Regions from separate parts of the Homo sapiens genome. Here region 2 is linked to region 1. The links are chromatin contacts, found by Hi-C or POLR2A ChIA-PET in ENCODE. All regions are on one chromosome and are shown on one strand. Each heading gives the region's core, a stretch centred on a gene start or an enhancer-like site at or near the end of the contact. The rest is flanking DNA. Distances are from core to core; before and after follow the strand shown. Region 1 overlaps FDX1 (ferredoxin 1). Region 2 has its middle 150 kb from the start of ARHGAP20.

Evidence for each region. A loop is a pair of places that touch in the nucleus more often than their neighbours do. ChIA-PET counts read pairs that join two places held with the same protein, here RNA polymerase II (POLR2A). Pooled maps may share reads with other maps.
Region 2: a map with no recorded cell type shows a loop between it and region 1 (6-fold over the local background). The contact joins two enhancer-like sites. A Hi-C loop is called at or near these places in 1 of 37 single-sample maps with no recorded cell type and 2 of 50 pooled maps. POLR2A ChIA-PET finds 5 or more read pairs at or near these places in 2 of 52 experiments (Panc1 and activated CD4-positive, alpha-beta T cell).

The regions. Positions count from the first base shown.
Region 1 is chr11:110,434,053-110,437,983 of GRCh38, forward strand. It overlaps FDX1 (ferredoxin 1), which reads left to right. Exons shown (of 4, transcript NM_004109.5): 2 at 1,782-1,906. Among named protein-coding and RNA genes, the nearest start is that of FDX1, 6.1 kb to the left of the region's middle. Within about 2 kb of position 1,384, at least 3 of the 41 ENCODE cell types and tissues checked have a DNase peak (open chromatin) inside an H3K27ac peak, as active enhancers do.
Region 2 is chr11:110,857,250-110,861,205 of GRCh38, forward strand. No RefSeq gene overlaps it. Among named protein-coding and RNA genes, the nearest start is that of ARHGAP20, 150 kb to the left of the region's middle. Within about 2 kb of position 1,347, at least 5 of the 41 ENCODE cell types and tissues checked have a DNase peak (open chromatin) inside an H3K27ac peak, as active enhancers do.

The sequences.
Region 1 (3,931 bases), core at 134-2,633:
GATCTAGTTTTTAGTATAATGGCTTCTCAAATTTTGGAGGGATGTTTGTGAGAAGTGAAGGAAATTTAAGTCAGCTAGCTGATAGTTAACATACTATCTTAAAAAAACATGTAAGGAGGTATTTATCTTACAGATTCAAACAAATAAACTTTTTCTAGTCCCTTTGATTTGTAAGTATACAATGTGGACTGAAATGAGATGTCAAATACGCAGAAAACTACTAAACAACATCTCTCAGCAGTAGTATTCTATGTAGCACTGGAAAAGCAATCGCCCTATTGATTTTTTTTTTTTTTTTTTTGGAGACAGAGTTTCACTCTGCCACCCGGGCTGGAGTGCAGTGGTTTGATCTCGGCTCACTGCAACCTCTGCCTTCCGGGTTCAAGCGATTCTCCTGCCTCAGCCTCCCGAGTAGCTGGGATTACAGGCATGTACCACCATGCCTAATTTTTGTATTTTTAGTAGAGACGGGGTTTCGCCATGTTGGCCAGGCTGGTCTTGAACTTCTGACCTCAGGTAATCCGCCCGCCTTGGCCTCCCAAAGTGTTGGAATTACAGGCGTGAGTCACCATGCTCGGCCATGATTTGCTTTTTAGAAGCTCACTACAACCCTGGTCTAGTCTTTTATGGACACATTCATGTTTTTCAGAGAGCTGTGTGATGACTTTTTTTGTTTTTTTTTTTTTTTTTTTTTTTGAGACAGGGCCTTGAGCTGTTGCCCAGGTTAGAGTGCAATGGTGTAATCACGGCTCACTGCAGCCCTGAACTTCTGGGATCGGGTGATCCACCTCAGCCCCATGAGTAGCTGGTACTATGGGCAAATACCACCATGCCTTTTATTTTTCATACACCTACAACCATCTCATTTTTATTTTTATTTTTTGTAGCAATAGGGTCTCTCTGTGTTGCTCAGGCTGGTCTCAAACTCCTGGGCTCAAGCAGTCCCCTGCCTCGGCCTCCCAAAGTGCTAGGAGTACAGGTATGAGCCACCACACTTGGCCTTTTCTTTTTTAAATGACAGGGTCTTGCTGTGTTGCCCAGGCTGGAGTGCAGTGGTGCAATCATATCCCATTGCAGCCTCTTCCTCCTCCTGGGCTCAAGGGATCCTCCCGTTTCAGCCTCCCAATTAGCTGGGACTACAGATCACATCACCACACCTGGCTAATTATTTTATTTTTTGTAAAGATGGGATCTTGCCATGTTGCCCAGGCTGGTCTCAAACTTCTGGCGTCAAACAATCTTCCCACTTCAGCTTCTCGAAGTACTGGGGTTACAGGTGCAAGCTACTGCACTGGCTTGTATGAGAGTAAAATAGAGTTCATGAGTGATAATAATTGCCAAATGTTTTATAACTGTGACTATTAGGGAGACATATACTGAGGCCACCAGGTGGCGTTGACCAGGTAGTCATTGCCATTTCCTGTAAGGTAGTAGAGCTTATTACCTGGTAGGTGGGTAGATATATATGCCTTTGATTTCCAAATAAGCTTTGGAAAGAAAAGAAAATACCTTCGGCTAGGCATGGTGGCTCAGGCCTGTAATCTCAGAGTTTTAGGAGGCCAAGTTGAGAAGATGGCTTGAGGCCAGGAATTTGAGACCAGCTTGAGCAACATGGTGGCACCCCGTCACTACAAAAAATAAAAATAAAAAAAATTAGCCAGGCGTGGTGCTGGGCACCTGTATTCCCATCTACTCTGGAGGCCTTATAGGCTTTTAAACCAATTATTTTAAATTATGTTTTGAAATTACTAAAAATACTAAAGGACTGTTTTTTTTTCCAGCTCAGAAGATAAAATAACAGTCCACTTTATAAACCGTGATGGTGAAACATTAACAACCAAAGGAAAAGTTGGTGATTCTCTGCTAGATGTTGTGGTTGAAAATAATCTAGATATTGATGGCTTTGGTGAGTATGAAACATTTCTTAAAATGCATAAGTGAAACTGTTAGGTTTCAAATTTTTATTTTGTGGTTTTTTTTTTTGAAGAAGTTTAACCTATAGCATGCTATGTAAAATATTAACATTCAGGATGTGTTAGTGTTATATTCTTGTTTATAAAGAATAATAGAGTGACACCATTGTTCTGTTCTTTGTACATTTAAATAAGTCATGGCCAGAAATCTGCTGTGGCCTCATTACCTTACTGTTTATATGTGTGATACAAAGCCGACGGTAGGGAGTAGAGTTAAAAGATACCAGGTTAGAGAGAATAAATGTCATAGCACAGAGGGGTACTTAAATATCTTGAATGTCAGCTCACCTTCCTAGGAAAGGTAACTTATCCTAGAAAGTGATTTATTTAGAAAGTTTTCATTTTTAGACTTCTGACCATATGCCTTAACTACACGTGCAAAGCCTGTGTTCCTGCAACTGCCCTTTTACACTTCCTCAGGCGTACCCTGTATATGACCTGTCAGTTTTGTTCAAGCAATGCATGTTTAGATTAGCAGTTCTCAGAGGGTTTCCTTGACCGTTAGCATTAGTGTCACCTGGGAAATGCAGATTCTCAGACACTCCTCCCCCACCCACCGCCCCCACCCCCGCCCCAGACTTACTGAGTCACAAAGTCTGGGGTAGGTCCAGCATTGCATGTTGTAACAGCTGTCTGTGTGATTTTGATGCATGTTCAAGTTTGAGAACCACTGGTCTGGAATAAGGTTCAAGGAGCGTATCTGACTCTGCTTCTTTCAAGGCACTGTTCACATTATCCTTTAAAGAACCATTTCTAGATCAGAATTAATTTATCTCTCTTCTGTTTTCCCATGATATATTAAATCTACCTCTCTTTGTTAATGCTTATAACAGTTTTCCTTTTTAGAGAGAATGGCTATCTTTCTTATTAGATTATTAGTTTTTGAAAGACTGTACTCCATGAGGTTACCTGAGTCACCTCATGGAGTAGGCTTTGTCCAGAGTTGGCACTCAATAATATTTGCTGAATATCTTTTTAAAAATTTTTTGAGACAGGATCTTGCTCTGTCACCCAGGCTGAAGTGCGGTCGTGCAATCACAGTTCACTGCAGCCTCGACCTCCTGGACTCAAGTGATCCTCCTGACTCCGCCTCCTGAGTAGCTGGGACTGCAGGTGCACCATCACACCTGGCTGAATTTTGTATTTTTTGTAGAGACAGTGTTTTGCCACATTGCCCAGCCTGGTCTTGAACTCCTGGGCTCAAGAGATCTTCCTGCCTTGGCCTCCCAAAGTGCTGGCATTACAGGCGTGAGCCACCATGCCCAGCCTTGAATACTGAATCTAAGTATTTTTTGCTAGTTTTAAAATAATTATAACAACTAGAATTTGAGTGTATACTATATTCTAGCATATGTTAAATGAAGTAGATTTTTTTTTTAACTCTCCATTTGATAGTTGAAGAAACTTGAGTCTCATGGAAATTAAGTTTCCCTGGTTATACATGCAGCAAGTGAGAGGGCTAAGACTCAAACCTGTCTTGAAGTCAAGATGGTATATCTCATTGTGGTTTTGATTTGTATTTCTCTGGTGATTAGTGATGTTGAACATTTTTCCGTATGTTTGTTGGCCGCTTTTATGTCTGTGTCTTCTTTTGAGAGGTGTCTGTTCATGTCTTTTTATTTTCCAACTTTTATTTAGATTCAGGGAGTACATGTGCAGGTTTGTTAAATGGATGTATCATGTGATGCTGAAGTCTGGAGTATGAGTGATCCTGTCACCTAGGCAGTAGGCTTAGAAACCAATAGGTAGTTTTCCTCCTTGCCCCTCTCCCTTCCCCCTCTGGTAGTGCCCAGTATCTACTGTTCCCAACTTTATGTCCATGGGACCCAGTATTTAGCTTGCACTTATAAGTGAGAACACTTTGCTTTTCTGGTTCTGTGTTAATTTACTCGGGATAATGGCCTTGAGCTGTATCCATGTTGCTGGAAAGGACATAGTTTTATTCTTTTTATGGCTGC
Region 2 (3,956 bases), core at 97-2,596, 420 kb after region 1:
CTTGTTTACAATCAATCTAAATATTTGAAGATATCTTAAGTTCTAACCGGAATGCTCACTTTCCTTCCAAATGCCTAGCACTGTACAGATGTAGCCAAGAATTTTGAATCATTGACTAATTCCTTCCTTTCATTTCTTTAACTTCTCCAGTTTATATTGTACTAATCTGGGTGCTTTATATTATGTAGACAATCTTATTGTTAGTTGGCTCCATGCCAAAGACATTTAGTTATAAATGTTAATTATCTTTTTTGGTAGATGAGTAAAATGGAAACTAGGTAAAACCAAGAAAGAATAGCCATCCGTGCTCCTCCTGAAAGAATTTTGAAGTTAAAATCCACTAAAGCATGCAAAGTTCTGTTTTTACTCCTTGATCTTTTCACTCTTAGCCACATACATCTAAAGTTATATTTCTCAAGGGACCCTAAAACAAGATTCAAAAGTGAAAATGTGGAACCATGGTTTGGAGTATGCAGCATAGAAAAATCACCTGAAACTAAACTAAAATGAGCAATTTAAAAACATAAAGGGGCGAAATGACCTGACAAAGAAAGATATCAAATAATTCTGAGCCAGAGTCCCAGGTAAAAATGTCGAAAACTTGCAGCTAAGAATAAAATTAGGAATTAGAGAAAATGTTGCTCTATTGGGCTGGATTTCCTCCAGGTCAACAATCACTGAGTCATTAAGAAAACTGAGAGTCCAAGAGTTCCTGATTCCCTGTGACAGGCCTCCATTCCCCAGATGAAGTTAGTGTGCTGGCTTAGCCACCTCTGCAGGGTGTGGACACCAGCATGAAGAGCAGAAGTCAAGTCTCGCTTTATCTGGCTGTGTTCCTGGTCAGTTTGCATTCTCAACCTCAGAGTGAGGGGGTATGATTTAAATGTGAATGTTTCTTAAAGTTCAGTTAATCCAGAGTGCTTGCAAAAGACCAAATGCTGCAGACCAATGATGGTTTTTTTTATACCAAGAACAAAATTAAATGTTGTCTATCAGCTGGACTAGGGAAAACATGATCCAAGCCACATAATATGCTAGTAGCATAACTACATGCTATGATAATCACCATGATCATCTCACCATCAGGGTTGTAATGATTCCAGAGTAATGATGAGGTTGGATCGTGCTAGCCATACCCTTTCAGCTGACCAGGCTGATCATCCTTGTGATTAAGGACATTGTTGAGTTTGCTTTCATCAGATAGACCCACATTTGCCCTCTCTTTGGAGACAGCGGCATCTGTGAGTACAATTTTTCTTTTATATGGGAGTTCTGCTGACTTTTCGATGAGCAACTTGCCGAAGTCTGCTGTCATAGAATCCCAGAGCCAGCAAGGTCCCTGGGGAGTCATGGAGGCTGCATGTCCATGCTGCACACAAACAGGGTCAGGACGGTCACATCTGGCCATTGTAGCTCATTTATACAGCTGGGATCCAGAAACATCAGTTTCGCTGTGCATGCTGTGCTAACACCCCACAGAGCCCTGGCCTCAAGGAGATGTGAAGAGCTCCATCCACAGCACTGGGTCCTACACACCCAGGTTACTCATGGGTAACCCGGTGGCACGGCATGTTATGATTTGAGAAGAACCAGAATTTGTGTTCTCAGAATTTCCCCATCTGCTGGCACCATGCCTGAATTTCCAACTATTAGATTCACTCCTGTGGGTTAAGAGGATGATTTCTGCTTTTTTTTTTCTCCTTTAGCACAAAAAACCCATTTAACATCAAACCACTTTACAAATCTTCCACATGATAGTTATAATTTTAGTTTCTGATGACTCAAAAAGAAGTAAACAACTACTAAAAATTTTTGTTGTGCTTTTATATGGATTTATATCTAATAAATTATAATAACATCTTCATATGTTAGAAAAATAGTCACCCATGTATTTATGAGCTATATTATTTACTAAGTCTAGAAACAGTGCTTGGTAAACACATGGCTTCATGGATCTCTAGTTCTGCATTCTTTCTCCCCACTCTCCCACCACACGCACCCCATGCTTTATCACCAAGATTTATGATCCACCGATTGGGGCCACTAAGTTAAGCAGCATTTTATAAGCTTGTGTTCTCTGGGACACTGTTCCACAGGGTACAAAATAAGTGTTCAAAAAAAAGTTTGGAAACAGCTGGGTTATTCAAAGTCAAATAGTTCTCTTTCTTGCAGGACTTCTCAGAGCCTCTAATTGCTGACACGCATTTTACATCACTAAGAAGTTATGGATTTCAGCATTCACTAAACCTCTTGAACCATGGAGGCCTTTCCTAGGCATACCTATTGACATATCTGGCGACAACATGCCAAAGAGCAATGCTTTAGGAAACACTGTCTCCAGAAGATTTCTGTTGAATATAAACATACAACCTGGGTATTTATGGCCTCCAATAAAAGAAGTTGTTGAATTGCCAAGAGGAAGGTCTTAAACGAATAGCTTCTTGGGTGTCTCTCCTCTAAGGAGCCTGACACACATAAACAGTACAGCTTATTGTCTCAAGTGACATTTATGGTGATAATTATTATCTCATTAATTGTTCCCCCTCCCTCATTAAAGACAAAACAAAACAAAACCCAGAGGCTAAGAGAGTAAACGGCTTAGAGTCAGTTAGAAAATCAGGCCACACAATGAATGGAAGCATTTTGGTACCACTAAGATAAATGTTCTCTAGATGTTATATAAGAAGACAGCTGTAAATGACGAGTTAATGGGTGCAGCACACCAACATGGCACATGTATACATATGTAACAAACCTGCACGTTGTGCACATGTACCCTAGAACTTAAAGCATAATAATAAAAATAAATAAATAAATAAAAAGAAGACAGCATGTAAAATTCCTGTCTAGACTGGATTCAGGTTTTGCTTGTTTGTTCTGTACCTCATTCAAGGTACATTGCAGTGACAGAGTGGAGACGCCTTTGCCGGCCTTTGCTCCTTTATAGCAAATGCGTCATGGGCAGATGTGGGCTGGCTAGAGACTGCCTTCTGATGACTTCACCAAGTGTCTCCAAGCCTGAACTCCCTCCGATTGTCCACATTCTTTCACCTCAGACATATGCTCAGTTCCCAATTTCACTTGTTAGAGCTTCACCCTCTTTACACTCGAGATTTGGATTCCTGTTGAAATTCTGACCTCCTTGGAGCAGATAGAAATTTAAATTCATATTCTTTAACAATCTTAGCATGACACCAAAAACAGGACATTAGAGGAATATGTAGCAAAGCAAGGAGCATTCGGGTACTGGAGCCACCTAATAGGGTGTCTGTCTCTTCATAGAGACCCAAGGAACCTTCAGGGGGTCTTGTTTTGTCCAAGTTGAGTGGCAAGCTTAAACAGCCAAGTCAGTGAAGGTAAAACAAAGGGCAGACCATCTGTGCTTGCAGACACAGCTAAACTAATGTGAGGGAGAAAATACGGGCAATTACTTAGACATTTTGGAGCCTCAAGCAATTCTTCCTCAATCAAGTGAATATATCAGGTTGTAGAGATTTTTGGACTTGAGGTTACTAGGAGAATTGCTTCAATTTGTCATTCTTTGTTCATGTGTAGACGGTGCTAATGATAACATGTTTGCCACTCACTTATCTCAGTGGAGACATAATTTTGTTTTATAGACTTTTCACACGACATCATGTTGATCAGTTAATAATTTATCAAGAACCTCTAGCCAAATATTAAAACAAATGTGCACCATAACATATCACTATATCTTTTCTTTGAACCATTCAGAGACACAGGCAGCAAGTCAAATTGCAAAACATCTGTGCTTCTTCATGGTCTTAATATAATGTGATTTTAACTTTCCATGCAATTAGAATGAAAACCATTCCAATTCAAAGGCATGAACCAATATGGTGCACCTATTAAGGTTTTAAAACATTCATTCTGTCAAATAGGGAAAAAAATTGGTTCCCTTTGAGATTTTCTCCATTAAACTAGTTTCCTAATTA